Linked DNA regions of Mus musculus: all the other regions are linked to region 1. The links are chromatin loops, found by intact Hi-C in ENCODE. Cell type or tissue: heart. All regions are shown on one strand. Each heading gives the region's core, and the rest is flanking DNA. Links, peaks and the distances in the headings are about the cores only.

Region 1 (4,220 bases), core at 723-3,222:
CCAGGGGTAGTGGCTAGGGCTCAGCCTCACAGGATGAAGCACTTCGGACACCATCATAGACTGCCCTCTGCCCTCTGCCCTCTGCCCTCTGCCCTCTGTCCTCTGACTGGCCAGTTAAACCCGAGGTCTCCTTGAGCTCAGTCACCCGCACAGCACTTGACACTCAGGCTTTAACATCCCTGACTTAAACATCCACTCTGTGGATCAAGGACACCCACAAAGAAGTAGGGCAGGTACAGGGAGAGGCGTAGAGCAAAAGCACCCCGTTGAGGTACATGCCATCCCAACCCTGCATCTACACCAAGCCCCTCATTAGGGTTTTCATGGGTGCCTCCTGTGTAATACTACTGATTAAATCCCCAGTGACTTAAGAACTAGATCACCAGATGTCTTGGAGGTGGGCAGAAAGATCTAGAGCTCTCCTCCAACCTTGGTCATCCTGGAGCCCACAGGGACCCAACCACCCATCTCTCACTCCCCCTTCAAAGTCATGCTTCACTCCACAGATCAAGGGTACAAGGTCCCGGGAGTGCAGGCCCACCCAGGACAGGAGCCCACAGTGGTCCAAGTGTGGCCTGGATTCAATGCTAATCATATGCCGTCCAGGGAAGGAAGTACTGACTATCTCTGTCCCCAGAGCCACATGTCCAGACACCAGTGCCACTGCGCTGACCAGACATATCCTCTTTCAGACCTTCTTTCTCATGGTCCAGAGACAGGCTCAGCCTCCTCACCAGAATATGCCAATCCTTGACAATGGCACTCCAGTTTTCTCTCCTGTCTCGCCCACCCCTCTCTCTGCTCCCTCCTCACCCCGTGTTCTTTATCCCAGGCCTTTGCTTGCACTGCATTGCAGGCTGACCACCTTCCCCAGGAAGCCTGTGTGGGTGTCAGGACATAGAAGCAGACAAGACAGACAGCCTCCTCACCCTGCTGAGCAGTCCCTGCTGTGAGTCATTTTGTTGTTAGTGATTCATACCTTTGGCGGTTCCAATAAGGCTTTCAATGACTTGTGCTGGGAACCTGTCTGAGCCTGTTTGTGTGCCAAGCATTGTGCTCGGGATGGACGGGTAAGTTGTCCCCCTTCATCTTCATCCCCTGCTTCAACATCTAGTCCCCTTGTGACTTTGCAAGCTTCTGCTCTAAGGGCAATGCCCCAGCTTGGCAGGCATAGTGTGGAGGTGGGGAGGGGAGCCTATCAAACACAGGAGTAGACATTACCAGGTACAGAGCCCATCAGACATCCTGACCAAACCCTCTGCAGAAGGCCAAAGTGCTCTGAGCCTCCAGCTGGCCTGCTCATGGCCATGCTAGTTCACTGAAAGAATGCAGGGGGACCCATGGGCATCCAATCAGATGCATACTAGTCAGGTGACTGTCTAGAGATCTGCATATCTAGCAACTAGTCCCACAAGTGTTTGGGAGCTCAAGGCTGCGTCTCAGTCCTAGCACAGACCCTGTCAGCAGTCCCGAATAGTCTCACACAGGGGAAGAAGGGCAGAGTTTCTAAGACAAGCTATCTTATTTTAAAACATCTGCTTCTGGATCATGGCTAGTGCTAAGACACTTCAACCCACTTAATATGCCACAACTTACACACTGTCACAGGTTCTCTTACTATCCATAATGTTGGATGGAGACCCTGAGCCCAACCTCAGTTCCAGAAGTTGGGCAAGACCGGTTGTCCTCCTGCAGTACCAGAAATGGCCACACGGGGGCACTATTGTAGCTCGGCACACAGCATTAGCAGCAGGCCTAGCCACCCCTGAACTATACTGGGTTGTAGGACTATTCTCCACTCCACATCAGACACCCAGACCGGTCCTGAGATAGTATCCAAGTTACACTGGGCTTGACAGTTGGATACTCTCTCCCTCAGAGATTTTAAATGGAGGTTTGGGAGTCCTGCCCTTATTGCTTGCTGCTGAGTTCTTTATTTGGAAGGTACCAGTGAGTCCTGCCTTTCTCCGTACCTGAAGTGGCCAAGTTCCTTTTGAAATCCACTCTGCTCTCCCCTGGGGGCCAGGACCTAGACTGTCCACCTGTCTGTGGCCGCACTCATGAACAAGAGACGGTGAATTAGCTCATGTGTTTTGCCATTTCTGCTTACTGACCACCATGCCTGACATAGGAAGACCCTGCAGGGCTTTAGGGAGTGGACCAGCGCTGCTGGCACTGTAAGAGGACCCCAGAAAGTCCACCAAGGACTAACTCTGTGGAGGGAGAAGCAGTTGGGACTTCACATTCATGCCTTGGCCTTGGCAGTACCTGTTTAGTTTGGCTGGGAAAACAGAAACCAGCCCTCACCTCCTCAGTTGCATCGGGACAGAGTTTAATGGGTTGGGTTGGGTTTGGTTTGGTTTGGTTTCTCCTCTATCTGGAAGGAGAGCGCTGGCCTCACCTGCTGGGGACCATTTCTAGTACCTGCCAGGTCCTAGTTGGGCTGACTCTTAGGCCAAGAGGGGGAATACCTGAATGCTCTCTTCTGTCCCCACTGCTTGAAGCAGCCGTGAAAGGACACCCTACCCCTGCATCCTCACCCCCACACACACCTCCCCCCACCTCAAGAAGCCCCTTGTGGTGAACAGACTTGACACTTCTTCCCACCCAACCTAGACAGCAGCTCTGAGAGCTGAGAAAGGCCTTGCACCTCAGAGTCTGGGCTCCGATCGGCCCCTGCCCTTCCTTACCAGTGGTTGTGCTTGGGTATTGCTTGGATTCACCTGCAGAGTGATCCCCGTCCAGATCTGGAAGGGACACACATAGACGGGCCATGCCTGTGGAACAGGGTTGGAGGATAAGATGCCCCCCACCCCTAAGTTGGAGCCTATCCTTGTGATGGGATCTTATCCTGGCTTCAGACTCGAATTGAGGGCTGAATTTCCACATCTGCAACAACCGCTGCCGCCCCACCCCCACCCCGCACCTTAATGTTTGAGTCAAGATCCAGAATGGGGGAGGGTAGGTACCCCGTCCTCAGAACTCCCCACTCCAGTCAGTCTCCAGGCAAGGATAAAAGTGCAGGAGGTTCCTAGGCCACAGGGACATAGAGCAACTAGCTAAATTCACAGATGGTAGCAGGACATATCCTTGAGCAGTGTGTTGATGGCACAGCGGGGCCCCTCCTCGGTTCTCTTAGTCCTGCTCTGACCCAGAGGGTGCGATAAAGAGGCATGTCCCCTAGATAGGACTCCCTCAACAAGACCACAGCCAAGTGGGAGGCAGTGGTGTCTGTCCCCACTGAGCCTCCAACACACCCATTTGGAGCTAGATCTAAATGCATAGGTTACTGACAGGGTCTTTGGCCTCCCTAAGGTCTTCGGCATAGGTCGAGCTGACACGGAGGGCAGTAGGGAGGAAAAAAACATAGCAAAAACTCTCTGAATCTGAGGTCTTTTAGAAAAGTGACCGTGGAGATCCCTTTTGCCCAGTCTTGGTGTCCTTCCCACAATACGAGCCCCACCCCCACCCCCACCCCCACCCCCACCTCCAGGCTATCCAGGCTTCCCGCTGCTGCGCTCTAGATCCTTCCCCTGGCCCTAAAGATGGTGACCCACCCAGGCTGGGGAGCCACTGGTAGCAGCAATGGACAGAGCCTGCGGGGCAGAAGCTGGAAACTCTCCTAGCCCCACTCCCCACCACGACCTGACTTGGGTATGGGGAAGGAGGCGGTCCCGGGTGTGGTCCCAGGGGATCCAAGCCCGGGTCAGCACAGACCCTTGCACGTTGTAGCAGAGCCCCGCGCCCCTCCCCCGCGCCATTTGCGTGGAGGCAGGGCGGCCCTCGTTTGCAATCCTCCCGCGCGCGCCTGGGACTGGAGGCGGGAGGGGAGGGCTGGCTGCCAGGGACGCGCCCCTCCCGCTCCCCCTCCGCACCCCTCCTGCTCTGGCTGGGCGTCGACCCATCGCAGGCACCGGGCCACAGCTGGAACCTATTACGCCCCCAGCGCCTCTCGGGACGTCCCGGCTAATAAGTGACCCTCTGTAAACGTTAGGAATGAGTCAAGTTTGTGCTGCGCCGCTGCTTTCCCGTTAGCGGGTGGCGCCGCTGATGCTCCGGGGAGAGGAGGGAGGGGAGGCAGGGTCCTTCCGGCCTGGAGGGAACCTCTGAATGGAGCCAGCATCACGTCTTTAATCTGAGGACCTAAGGTTCTGTTTGCCACTGGACTAGGCCTTAGTTTCCCCCCCCAGTGCAAAACAGGTAACGATGGCTGGGCACTT
Region 2 (4,220 bases), core at 913-3,412, 62 kb after region 1:
GTTTACCAGAGAGTACTCTTACATCCAGAAGCCTGGCCCAAGGGCTGATCGGTTTTTGTTTTGTTTTTGTTTTTGCTAGCCAGGGTTTCTTCATATAGCTCTGCCTATCCTAGAACTCACTCTGGCCTCAAACTCAGAGATCCACCTGCCTCCTGAGTGCTGGGATTAAAGTCGTCACCACGCCTGGCACCAGAGGCTGATCTTCTCTAGCCAACTGTACAGCAAAACATTTCACATCTCCAGCCTTGGCTTACCCCTCTGCCAATCAGGATCACTACACAAAGCTGGAGGGGTGGGACAGAGGAAGGCAAGCCATGTACCAGGTGTGGGGTAGACGTGGTCAGTGCAAACAAAAATGGTCTCCTTAAATTTGGTGCCTGGTCCCCGACGCTGAGGGTTGGGCGTATCACAGTGGTGAGTCTGCTAAGAACAGGATCTGTGTAAGCTAGGTACCCCTGACTGACACACGGAGAACTCTCTGCTATACTTGAAAAATAATATGCAATGTCCCTTGTGGAACTGAGACACAGCACATGCTTGTTAGAGAGATTTTGGGAAATCCAGAAAAATGCAAAGCCAGCACAAACCAGAATCTCCGGGGCAGCTGCTGCTACTTCTGTAGCTTTTCTTTTTCTTCCTTGCTTCTCTTTGAGAGGCAGCATCTTGTCTTTGGGGATCCCAGACTTGGCTTATAGTCACATTATCCAACAGTAGGATCTGGGTGCAGACAAGGTGGTGAGAACTGAGGCCCCCAAGAGGCGCCAAGGGGACACAGAAAAAGACCAGGTTGCACCCCTGAGGCAGGACAGCCACTTACAAAGCAATTCTTAAGAAGATCGAGAAAGGTTAAGGAGCCACAGCAACTAACTTGCCCCCAGGGCCTGGGTGACCAGCCTACCCCGCAGGTTTCCCTAACATTGTCCAGCTGTGCTGCATGACTGATCCCATAGGGGAAAGTCCTTACACGAGAGAAAGCTAAGTAAGTCTTCGAGTCTCCCAGACCCAAGGTTCATCCTCAGTGAAACCAGAAAAGGAATAGACCCTAGGACAGGTTTCAGCTGGTTCTGAAAGTTGATGTCCTAACTTAGGGCTGGGGTGTGGCCACGCAAGGTTTGTGTAAGTGTTGTAGGGAGAAGTGGCCCAGACTGGCATTCTGTCAGGAAAAGCCAGATGCTCTGGCCTGACAGGGACCCCAGAGGACACACAGGAAGCCTGTTCAAAATCAGGCCTTAGGGCAACAAGTCAGCTTCAGAACTGCTGGGTTTGCCCACGCTCCTCCTGTGGGCAGGCCTTAAGCTGGTGACAGGAGACTGTAAGTCCTCACCTCAACATAGCCCAAATGCAAGAGAGCAAAAGGGCCTCGGTTTGGAGGTGGAGCCAACCCAGTACTAGTTCGGCTTTAATGAGCCTCGACACAGAAGGGCCTGGGAGCTACGCTCCGCTCCCGCACCCTCCCACTCCGCGGACCAGCAAGTTAAAAATGCCACTATTTGCATGACCCCGCCTCTCCCCGCCCCTCCCGAGTGGCCGGCTGGGCAGGCTATTTAAACCCCGGTCCCCGCGTTAGGCAGGCGGTCCGCAGTCGTGCCTCACGCCTTCCTAAGCTGCGCGGGTCTCCGGAGTGCGACGCGAGCTAGCGGAAGGGAACTGTGCGGCCAGTCGGTCGTGCGGTGACTGCAGCCACCTGCCCGAGCCCCGTGGCCCGCCCTCAGATCCCGGCGATGCGCCTCGGCGCCGCCTGGGCGCTGCTGCTGGCCGCAGCCCTGGGGCTCGGGACGCGCGGGGTGCGCGCTGCCGTGGCCCTCGCCGACTTCTACCCGTTCGGCACGAAGCGCGGCGACACCGTCACCCCGAAGCAGGACGACGGCGGCTCAGGGCTGCAACCACTCTCGGTGCCCTTTCCGTTCTTCGGCGCCGAGCACTCCGGACTCTACGTGAGTAACCCCGAGCTCGAGGGGGCTCCGGGGAGGGCGCCGCTGCCCTCCACCCCAACTCTTGCCGCTGCCGCCGCCAGCAACTTGGCACCGCGGCAGCCAGAGGTGGAATGAGGACAGCGCTTCCTCTCTCCCGCGGCCAAGGCCGGACAGCGACTGGCGGGAGAGGCGTGGGCAGGGCGGGGCGAGCAACCGCCAGGGCACCTAGGCGACAGCCAGGCCAGCGGAACGCGGCGCGCCCCTGCTGCTCAAGGCCCGACCTGTTTGGGACGTTGGCAGAGTTCGACAGGCTTCCGCAGAGCTGCGGGTCCCCCAGTGCCTAGTGGGGAGCCTTCGATCCTGTTCCTTCACAGTGAGCTATGTGGTAGTAGGCACATGGCCTCTGGCCACAGTTACCCTAGTGGGGTATCTGGCTTGTGATGGTCTCAGCCCTCTCTAAGCCATTTCAACCTCACCCACAGTTAACACCCAAGGCCCACAGCCAGAAGGAATTCGGGCATGATTTGCTTAGTTGCAGGAGACCTGCGCTGGGCAGGGCTGGCAGCTAGGGGCAGTGTAGAGGGGCTTACCCCTTCCCCTCCCCATCTTAGTCCCCTGGAGGTTGGCCACCAAGATCAGACCCTCTAAACAGGGCTCCCAAGGGTAATTCCTCACTCCAGCCCCAGACACGAATGCTGGAGAGGTCTCAGTGGATTGCAGAACCTGAGTGCCAGCCTCCATGTTCTCAGGGTCTGACCCTGCGCCAGTCACCTGTGCACAAAGGGATGATCTGTAGTGAAATGAGCCTCCTGAATTACTCAAATCCACTTAGAAACGCCAGAGCCAACGTAGTCTATAGTTAAAGCACCATCTTCTCACACACCCTCTGCCGAATCCAACACCAATCACCATTAGCTCTACCAATGATTTTGCCATTAGTGCCACCACATCCACTATCACCGCCTCCACTGGCACACTCACCTCCGCCATAAGCACTGCTGCCTTCAGCCGCCATACTGTCATCCCTACCATCTTGAACACTGCCTCCATCACCAGCCACGTGGTCTGCATTGCCATCCTCCTGGCCACCACTGTCCACGGGGCCTATTCACCGCCACCACCATCTCCAGAACCCTGTACCCCACAGTGACAAACATCACACAGTCCACCACTGTGTCACAACCTGGTGGCTGACTTCCCTGTGCCAACTCAGAATGGCCTCCTCACCTTGGTGGCAGTGCCTGGTGCTATAACCATGGAGGGGCATAGAGGGAGAAGAAAGGGAAGACATCCCTGATAATCCTTCTGCCCTGGGACTTGGCAGAGCAAAGATTTCTTATAGTAGGCAGTAGACAAGAAGAGCTGTGTTCTGGGTCTGCCCAGCAGGAAGAGGCCTGTACATCCTAGGAATGTGGAGACTCACCCTAACAGAGCTGTCTAAATGTTCTTTAAGCATTCTGGCTAGCCTTGGATTTTCCACTCCAAGTCACAGGTGAAAATATTATTAAAATGTTTAGTTGACCTTTTTAACATGAGCAACCGACCTCTGGCTCTTAGAGAAATACACACCCTACCAGAGCCTCTCCCTGAAATGTAGATACTCTTTAGAAAATACTCGCTGGTGTGGTCATGGTGCGCACAGCGAACCTCACCTTTCCCATTGCTCTGTGGGAAAGGAAATGGAATTCTCCGAGAAGCCGCGCCCATACATCTGGCCTGAAACAGCACTTAGGGCACATGTATAGGTGACAGGCCACATCAAGGCTATGTGGAGAAAAGGAGGCAATGAGTCTGGAGCAGGGTGTCTGCTGAGTGTCCCCAGCCCCACCCAGGCTGAGAGGACCCCGGATGCCTCTGCTCGGGCCCTCATCCTGCATAGTGAGGTAGGGCGTCAGTAGCTCTCCTGGCTTTGACGGCTTGCCTAAGAGTAGGCTTGTTGGAATAGTGAGTGAAAGAATGAATGCCCCATATTTCTGTGTCACTCCACATTCCAACAAGAATGTCCTTAGGGAGGCTCAGACCTGTTCCCAGACTGACAGCTCCATCTTGAGGGTGGCTCCTATCTAGAAAGGACCTTGCATTCAGCCGCTTGCTTCCTTGTGTCCTAGTAACTGGCCCTGGAGTTGCTAAGAGCATGTGGTGTTGCTTACACCATTTGAGCACAGGTAAGGAGAAGCTCCTGGCGGGTGTGGGGTACTGCCCACCACCTGCTGGCTGGAAATGTTACTACTGCCAGATTCCCAGGAAAGACTGAAGCTGTAGTCTTTCCTGCTGGCCGGCTGGGTCTGAGTCTTGTCTTAGTTGGCA
Region 3 (4,220 bases), core at 936-3,435, 97 kb after region 1:
CAAAGTACATGGAAAATTACTACCTGGGAAAAAAAAAGTAGTAGGCTGTCCAGAGAAGGCTGAGTGGCTGTGCTGACAACAGCTGATGCACTCAGAGTAAGAAATACCAGTGGGAAGGGAGGGTATTATTTTACAATGGCGAGGAGGTCAATTCATCAAGAAGACAAACCTAGCCGGGAGGTAGTGGTGCACGCCTTTAATCCTAGCACTTGGGAGACAGAGACAGGTGGATTTCTGAGTTCGAGGCCAACCTGGTCTACAGAGTAAGTTCCAGGACAGCCAGGGCTATACAGAGAAACCCTGTCTCGGGAAAAGCAAAAAAAAAAAACAAAAACAAAAACAAAAACAAAAACAAAAACAAACAACAACAAAAAAAGAATTCAAACCTAAAGTTACTATCACCTGCTGACATCCTCAAATGTGTCCAAAAAACATGAGCTAAAAGCCAATAGATTACAAAACAAATAGGGCCATAATTTGGGGGAGATTTCAGTAATTCATAGAGCACACAGACAGAACTGGTTAAAGCTGGAAGACTTGCACCTAGCCTGATGGACATCTGAGAGGCATTCATTTTTCTTTCCCCTAGTATTCATGAAGTGTCACTGTGACTGGCCATGGTGTGGGTCATAAAATAAAAACAGGTGACTTAAAACCACAGCAGTTAAATTAGTAATCACTGAGAAATCTTAACTATTTAACCAACAGGAATGCTTGAACAACGATTCATTTACTTATTTTATGTATGTACACTGTCACTCTCTTCAGACACACTAGCAGAGAGCATCAGATCCCATTACAGATGGTTATGGACCACCATTTGGTTGCTGGGAATTGAACTCAGGAGCTCTAGAAGAGCAGTCAGTGCTCTTAACCACTGAGCCATCTCTCCAGCCCCAGTGCTGATTTTTGTGTACCCAAAAAGGAGCCTGGGCCAAGCCAGCTCCCAGAAGACTTGATTCTGACTTGTTTCAGACAAGATTCTGACTCAAATCCCTCTTGGCATTGAGAAGAGCTGTGGGAACTCACATGGGGACCAGCTTCTCTGTTTTCACCAGTCTGCTCTTGGCCCAGCATTCTCCTCTCTCAACTGGCTACTCACCACTGTCTTCCTTGCAGGAAGCTACCTGGTGCCTTCACCCTGCCTCTCCAACCCCTGCCAGAACGGGGGCACCTGTGTGGATGCTGATGAGGGATACGTGTGTGAATGCCCTGAAGGCTTCATGGGCTTGGACTGCAGAGAGAGTATGTTGGGGCTGCTGGGGCTGTGCCCAGGGTTGGAGCAGAGTTGGGGAGGGTTCTCTCGGGTTGTATGTGCAGGAAACTCCAAGAGGGAAAAAATCTCTCTCTCTCTCTCTCTCTCTCTCTCTCTCTCTCTCTCTCTCTCTCTCTTTCTCTCTCTCTCTCTCTGTCTGTGTGTGTGTGTGTGTGTGTGTGTGTGTGTGTTTTCAGTAGTTTTTTGGGAGGGTGGCCAGGGTGGCCAGGGTTGACCAGGGTTAGGAAAAGGGGGCCACATTCTTTCACCCATGGATGCTTTTACTCTATTCTCACACAAGAATCCCCTCACCCCACACAGGGATCCTCAATGACTGTGACTGCCGGAACGGAGGCAGATGCCTGGGTGCCAACACCACCCTCTGCCAGTGTCCTCCAGGCTTCTTTGGGCTCCTCTGTGAATTTGGTAGGTTTCATAACTGGTCCCTGGACATAATTAGTAGGGTCACTGGGTCTGCGGGGGGGGGGGGGAGGGGGGGAGGGGACACACCTTCCTCGAGAAGATAAGGTTACCAGGAAGTGATAAGTGGCCACTAAAGGAGCTTCTTCCTTCACAGAAGTCACAGCCACGCCCTGCAACATGAACACGCAGTGTCCAGATGGAGGCTACTGCATGGAGTATGGCGGAAGCTACCTATGTGTCTGCCACACAGACCACAACATCAGCCACTGTGAGTGGCTAGGGACAGGCCACCAGGGATCCTGGACAGTGGTGTCTAGCAGGAGAAGGTGCAGGTGATGCCACAGAGCTAGGATTATATCAAGAGCCTGCAGGTGCTCTGACAACAGCTTCACTTGGGTTCACTCCCTGAGGGAAAACATTTTGACAAAGAGACAGCTCCGAAAGCTATTTCCTCAAGCCTTATGCATACACAGTTATGTGTGACTGATGCATTTGCTACTCTACACGTTAGTGTAAAGGTATTGATCAGTTAAGTGATGTGTAATTATATGAATGATTATGCCAGGGGTCAAAGTTACCTTGTTGCATCTGAAGGTAAAAAATTTTCTTGATTTTTGATGTTGCAAAAATCAAGAGTAGGAGAAACTCCAGGGGGTGAGACCTTAGGGTCAATATAAACAATGCAGAGGCACGGAGATGTATTTTAAGTGGCCTTGGTTTTAGCCACAGGATGTCTAGGTGACCCTGACAAGGGCATGTGGTCCAGGACAGCCTATCCCCTCTTCCCCCAGCTCTGCCATCCCCCTGCGACTCAGACCCTTGCTTTAATGGAGGTTCCTGTGACGCCCACGAGGACTCCTACACGTGCGAGTGCCCTCGTGGATTCCACGGCAGGCACTGTGAGAAAGGTAACTAGAGACCAGTGGGAAATGGATGGGGCAGGGTAGATCTAAAGCGCAGCTGGGGGCGGGCGGGGGCGGGGCGGGCACCGCCCATCTCTGCCGTCAGCACCACGGAGAGCTCCCAGCCTGCCGCTGCCTATGAGCCTTCCTCTTTCAACAGATAATCATTCTTTCTAGAGCCTCCCTTAGACTCTTTGCTCTATGCATCTAGGGCAGCACAGGCCTGACCATTTTTGACAGTTATTTTCATCACTTGTCTTGGTCTGTAAGCCTCGACAAGCTTCATTTAATAGATTTTAGAATCATTATATTGAACTTAATTTTTTTTCATTCTGTTTTTGTTAAATTTAGTTTAACACAGAGAATGCAAACATTTTACAACATCTAAACACTTAGAATTTAAGTAGTCTTCCATAACGTATTGCAAGAGTTGTCCTTTCCACTAGTGGAACCCAGGACCTATCCCTTTCTTGAAGTAACACACAATCACTATACCTCAAACCAAGCTGGGCGTGGTGGCGCACGCCTTTAATCCCAGCACTCGGGAGACAGAGGCAGGCGGATTTCTGAGTTCGAGGCCACCATGGTCTACAGAGTGAGTTCCAGGACAGCCAGAGCTATACAGAGAAACCCTGTCTTGAAAGACCAAAAACAAACAAACAAACAAAAAAAAAAAAAAAACAAAAAAAAAAAAAAAAAAAAACTCAAACCAGGCATGTTAGGAACGTCCTTGACTGGAGGCCTTTGTAACCTAGCTCAGGACTCGGGGCATCCCACAGCCTGGCTGGTCAGGAGAACCAGGTTAGATTTATTTATGGGGAGCCTCCCCATACCACCTCTCCAACTATGTACCATGTGCCCCTGAGCAGGTTTCTGAAGAGGTATCTGAGACCCTCACAGCTTCCTCTGTCCCTGAAGTAACAGAGAGGGTTGCTAAAGAGAAGGCCTTCCTCATGGTTCTGCCTGAAACCCCATGCAGGGCCCTTCTGGAATCTGCTCTGAGGGACCCTGAGGAAGACCTGTGCATTTGCCGAGGTGGCACAGGAATGGATGAGAGAGAGAGACACACTGGGCCCTGGAGATGAGTGTGATCTCTGAGTAGGATATCCCATAGAGCTGTGAACGCTGCTGGAGGGCCAGAGAAGATTCTGTAGGGGCCCTGTGTGTGTGTGTGTGTGTGTGTGTGTGTGCTGTGATGTGGGGCTCAATTCTCCAGCAGGGAGAGAACTGGCAGACTTGGAGTCATAGCCTAAGCTCCACTCACCCTTCTTTAAGCCTGACTGATTTAGCTCCTGCTGTGTTGGGCTTTGGGGCCCAGTTGAGAAGCAGGTCTGACTTCAGTTCCACTCAGTACAAAGAACTGAAAAGGCAGAGCATGATAACATGGATTCTGCACCACTCAGAGGCTGGCATATATTCGCCATATCGGTTTGTCTTTCCATACAGCCCGGCCACACCTGTGCAGCTCAGGGCCCTGCCGGAATGGAGGCACATGCAAGGAAATGGGCGACGAGTACCGCTGCACCTGCCCTTATAGATTCACTGGGAGACACTGTGAGATTGGTGCGGCCCCAAGGCAGGGGTGGGTGGTGATGGACATGCTCTGAGATAGGGCTGAGCCAGCCAGAATGCAGCTGCAC
Region 4 (4,220 bases), core at 1,191-3,690, 220 kb before region 1:
GAAAAACCAAAAAAAAAAAAAAGCTTTTTAAAACGTGTGTGTGTTTGTGTGCGCACACGCGTGGATTTGGGTCCCGAAGGAGGCCAGGATATTGGGTCCCTCTGGAACTGGCAGTTTTAAGCCACACAACATAGGAACTGAACTCGGGTCCTCTGAAGGAACATGTGTGCTCTTAACACCCGAACCATCACACCAGCCCCTTCTCAATGCTTTTGCTTTAGCTTTTTGAGACAAGCTCTTGTATGTTACCCAGGCTGGCCTTGAACTGCTGATCTCTTTGCCTCAGCTTCCGGAGTGCGGGGGATTACACAGATACATCACAGTACCAGACTTAAAGCCTTTTAATTTTACAGAGACTTCCCTTACAGGCTGACATGTCGCCTGCTTTGAGAATGTTCTATATGTATTTGTACTGGCTGGTTTTGTGTGTCAACTTGACACAGGCTGGAGTTATCACAGAGAAAGGAACTTCAGTTGAGGAAATGCCTCCATGAGATCCAGCTGTAAGGCATTTTCTCAATTAGTGATCATTGTGGGTGATACCATCTCTGGGCTTGGATTCTATAAGAAAACAAGCTGAGCAAGCCAGGGGAAGCAAGCCAGTAAGTAATATCCCTCAATGGCCTCTGCATCCGCTCCTGCTTCCTGACCTGCTTGAGTTCCAGTCCTGGTTTCCTTTGGTGATGAACAGCAGTGTAGAACTGTAAGTTGAATAAACCCTTTCCTTCCCAACTTGCTTCTTGGTCATGATGTTTGTGCAGGAATAGAAACACTAAGACAAATTGGTACCAGCCTAGTGGGGTATTCATGTGGCAACATGACCATGTTTTGGGGAGGGCTGTGGAAGGACTTTGGAACTTTGGGCCAGAAGATCCATTGGGTGGTAAGAGCTATATGGGGTGTTGTATAGAGCTTGGAAGATAATGTTGAGAACAGTGAAGAAGATGGAGGGCTGGCTTGTGAAATTTCAGAGGGAAGATTAAAGACTCTTATCAGGGCCATTGCTGTTTTGATTGAGAAGATTCTGTGGTTCTGGTTAGCTGGGGCTGAAGAATCAGCTGTGGTTACCAAGATACCAGAACTACTAAAGCAAAACCTTTGTACTTCTGTGACTATTGATGCTGGTTAGCTGGAGCTAAGAAATTAGCGGCGATTAAGAAGAGACAACCATCACTGAGGTGAAATCTTCTGGGAAGTGTTTTCTGAGAGCACAAAGAGGCTTTGTTCCAGAAATAGCCAATGTTGTGCCTTGTGCTGCAACAGGACTTGGTAATGTGTAAGAGTCACCCGGGTGGTACTGGTTTTGAAGGCATGAAGGGGTCATGAAGAGCAGCCGAGGCTCAGCACTGTGAGAGGCCACGGAAGGTTATTGGTGAAGGTGCAGTCTTAGTTGCAATTGATGGCCCAGGACTGAAGGGATCATGCAAAGGGGTTGAGGCTTAGCACCATGAAGAGAGCCTATGAGAGGCTATTGGGGAAGCCTAGTTAGAGCGGAAGACAGAAGTGTTTTGGAGATGCCAGTACCATGAGATGACCACCAAGAACAGCAGCAGCAGTGGAGTACAGGCATCTGGAGCCTAGAAGACAAGCTGTGTGCTACAAAGGGCAGAGCTCGAGAAGTGATCCAAGCCCTTGGAGGAATCCAGAAGTCATGTGTGGATCCCAGACACTGGACGGTTGGAGTTTGATTTTGCTTTTGATTGTGACCGTGCCCTGATATTTTTCCCTCTTGAAGGAAGAAACTATTTTAGTGGAGCCCACAGTTAAGAGACTTTTAATTGTAAAAAGACTTTGGAGTTTAAAAGATATTGGATATTTTTAAGGGATTGAACTTTGAATATATAAAGACTGTGGGACTTTTAAAGTTTAGATATTGAGGATGAATAAGAATGTAAGGGTTGAGCCTTAATAGTGATGTGTTTGTGTGTCAAGTTGACAAGGGGTCATTTTTACTGGCTGGTTTTGTGTGTCACAGAGAAAGGAGCTTCAGTTATCACAAAGGAACCTCCCTTGAGGAAATGCCTCCATGAGATCCAGCTGTAAGGCATTTTCTCAGTTAGTGATCAGGTGGGGAGGGCCCATTGTGGGTGGTGCTATCTCTGGGCTGGTAGTCTTGGGTTCTATAAGAAAGCAAGCTGAGCAAGTCAGGGGATGTAAAGGGCTGCAATCTATGTGCCGCCACTAGATGGTGCTAAACCTCTTTGTGCGCAGCTGCGAGAGCACAGCCCGCCAAAGTCACCAGTCCGTCTCCCGGGGCTTTTGCCCAACCCCTGGGGGCTTTAACCTATCCCCAGGGTGCATGAGGATCACGGGTGTTGCTACCAGTCCTAGTTTAGACACATCACCAAAAGTATTTAAGCCACACACTTTCTGAACCTTCTTTGTCTACCTCAATATGATATAGAAGTAAAGTTAACCACGGAAGAACCTGGCGTGTCCTGTGTTTATTTCCTGCGGGACAGAGATAAGCTCGGGATAAGAGGAAGCAAGCCAGTAAGTAACATCCCTCCATGGCCTCTGCATCTGTTCCTGCTTCCTGATCTGCTTTGGTGATGAACAACAATGTGGAACTGTAAACTGAACAAACCCTTTCCTCCCCAACTTGCTTCTTGGTCATGATGTTTGTGCAGGAATAGAAACCCTGACTAAGACAGTATTAGAAGATAATCCTTGTCCCACTGTTGCTAGGTGTGGTGTCCTATAAATTCCATTCAGGAACGATCCAGTGTAACATGTCCTGACTAATATTTGGTTGCCTGTTCTGAGTTCCTGTGAAAGATGTTAGAATTTAGTGCCAGTCCATTTGACATTAATACACCCAAGCGAGCTTTCTTACAATTCATGCTCCAATTTTACAACTTCTCTACTGTTTTATATTGTTTTTGTTTTACTCTTAACTTTGCTTTGTATTTAAAGTGAGTGTCACATGGCCAGCATAATGTTACATCCTGGATTTAAAATTTACTGTAATAATCTTTGCTTTTATTTTATTTCTAGGGGGTATTTGTGTTTGTGTAGGTGAGCATGTGCCACGCACACATGGTAGAGGGCAACCGTCAGGAATCAGTGCTGTGTCTCCCCCTTTTCTGAGGAAAATCCCTCTTGTTCCTTCATTGCATGCTCTGGGCTTGCTGACCCACGATGGTCTTCTGGGTATTCTTGTCTCCACCTTCTGTCTCTCATTGAAGTGCTAGGACTACTGATGTGTGCCAGTGCATTCGGCTTTTCCCGTGAGCTACAGGATAGAGCCCAGACCATCTTTAGAGCCTTGACAACTTTCATGGCAAATGTTCTTACCTGCTGAGCACTATCTCCTCTGCTTGTCTTTGCTTTTTAATTAGAGTGTTTATATGAGGCTATGTTTATGTAATTGCTGATATTATTTGGTTTGAAGCGACCATCTTTGTTTTCTGTTTATCTCATCTACCCCCTGTGCCCCACCCCATCTTGGGTTGCTGTTCCCTTGTTTTCTATTCCATTTATCTCCTATATCAGCTCATCTTATATTTTTGTTTTATTTTCAGTGATTATTGCAGGACTTATCACATGCATATTTACTTTATTGATGATTACTTAGAAGGAGTAAGAGTTAAGGAAAGAGGATGAAGAAGCAGACTCTCATATCTGGTGTAGGTAGGAGAGGTCACTCTGAATTGGCAAATTTTAGGGAAAATTGGCATTTGGGGTGGTAAGAGGGGTAGATGAGGAAGTCATCTAGACACAAACTGATTGTAAAGTACTTTGGAGGCATCTGACAGAAGACACCTGTTAGGCAGACCCCTGCATGGCCCGGCTTAAGCCGGAGTCCAGGCTGGTGGCAGTTTGGGGTCAGATCAATAGGAGCAAGAGAATCTACTAGGACAAGGAAAGGGTCAGGACCAAGATGGGCTCACAAGGAGGAGTGTGAGAGGAAAGGTCAGCGTAGGAGAAGACAAGATGACGTGTGTGCCATGGCTGCCACAGGGGAAGTGGCCTTTGTGGTAGTGTGGGCACCAGAGGGTTTCAGGGCAATGTACCAGAGAACCTTCAAGATCATTTTAAGTTCTAGACATAAATTTTCTGGTGGGTATTATCCAGAGTTTCACTCAAATAGTTATCAAAAAAGTCTCCAAAGTGAGGCCCTATTAACTTTGCTGGATGCCATTGCAGGAGAAGCAAGGTACTTCCTACCAGGCATGCACTGAGGGCGGGTGACCTGGGAGTCCACGGGGCCCCTAAGT

Evidence for each region. A loop is a pair of places that touch in the nucleus more often than their neighbours do. Peaks named below come from ENCODE experiments on the same cell type or tissue, not always from the same donor. Only the 100,000 strongest peaks of a DNase experiment are listed, where the experiment ranks them.
Region 2: a loop joins it to region 1, with 7 times the contacts of the local background. A loop is called at or near these places in 9 of 42 quality-filtered maps.
Region 3: a loop joins it to region 1, with 2.5 times the contacts of the local background. A loop is called at or near these places in 2 of 42 quality-filtered maps.
Region 4: a loop joins it to region 1, with 3 times the contacts of the local background. A loop is called at or near these places in 2 of 42 quality-filtered maps.

What each region holds. Positions count from the first base shown.
Region 1 is chr1:93,172,874-93,177,093 of GRCm38, forward strand. All of the region lies in intron 1 of Crocc2 (ciliary rootlet coiled-coil, rootletin family member 2), which reads left to right. Among named protein-coding and RNA genes, the nearest start is that of Crocc2, 6.6 kb to the left of the region's middle. In heart, for the core only: no CTCF peak of the experiment used is centred there; a DNase peak (open chromatin) is centred at 1,718; H3K4me3 peaks cover 203 bases; H3K27ac peaks cover 491 bases; H3K27me3 peaks cover 2,129 bases.
Region 2 is chr1:93,234,268-93,238,487 of GRCm38, forward strand. It overlaps Sned1 (sushi, nidogen and EGF-like domains 1), which reads left to right and starts at 1,630. Exons shown (of 31, transcript NM_172463.4): 1 at 1,630-1,934. The coding sequence starts at 1,722. In heart, for the core only: a CTCF peak has its summit at 2,461; DNase peaks (open chromatin) are centred at 1,494, 2,044 and 2,354; H3K4me3 peaks cover 1,924 bases; H3K27ac peaks cover 1,140 bases; H3K27me3 peaks cover 1,005 bases.
Region 3 is chr1:93,270,023-93,274,242 of GRCm38, forward strand. Sned1 (sushi, nidogen and EGF-like domains 1) reads left to right here. Exons shown (of 31, transcript NM_172463.4): 9 at 1,120-1,245; 10 at 1,577-1,681; 11 at 1,833-1,946; 12 at 2,470-2,586; 13 at 4,027-4,143. Among named protein-coding and RNA genes, the nearest start is that of Mir6901, 2.4 kb to the right of the region's middle. In heart, for the core only: no CTCF peak of the experiment used is centred there; no DNase peak of the experiment used is centred there; H3K27me3 peaks cover 261 bases.
Region 4 is chr1:92,954,645-92,958,864 of GRCm38, forward strand. It overlaps a transcript of Gpr35 not described here. Among named protein-coding and RNA genes, the nearest start is that of 9430060I03Rik, 6.2 kb to the left of the region's middle. In heart, for the core only: a CTCF peak has its summit at 2,179 (motif pointing right); a DNase peak (open chromatin) is centred at 2,177; H3K4me3 peaks cover 227 bases.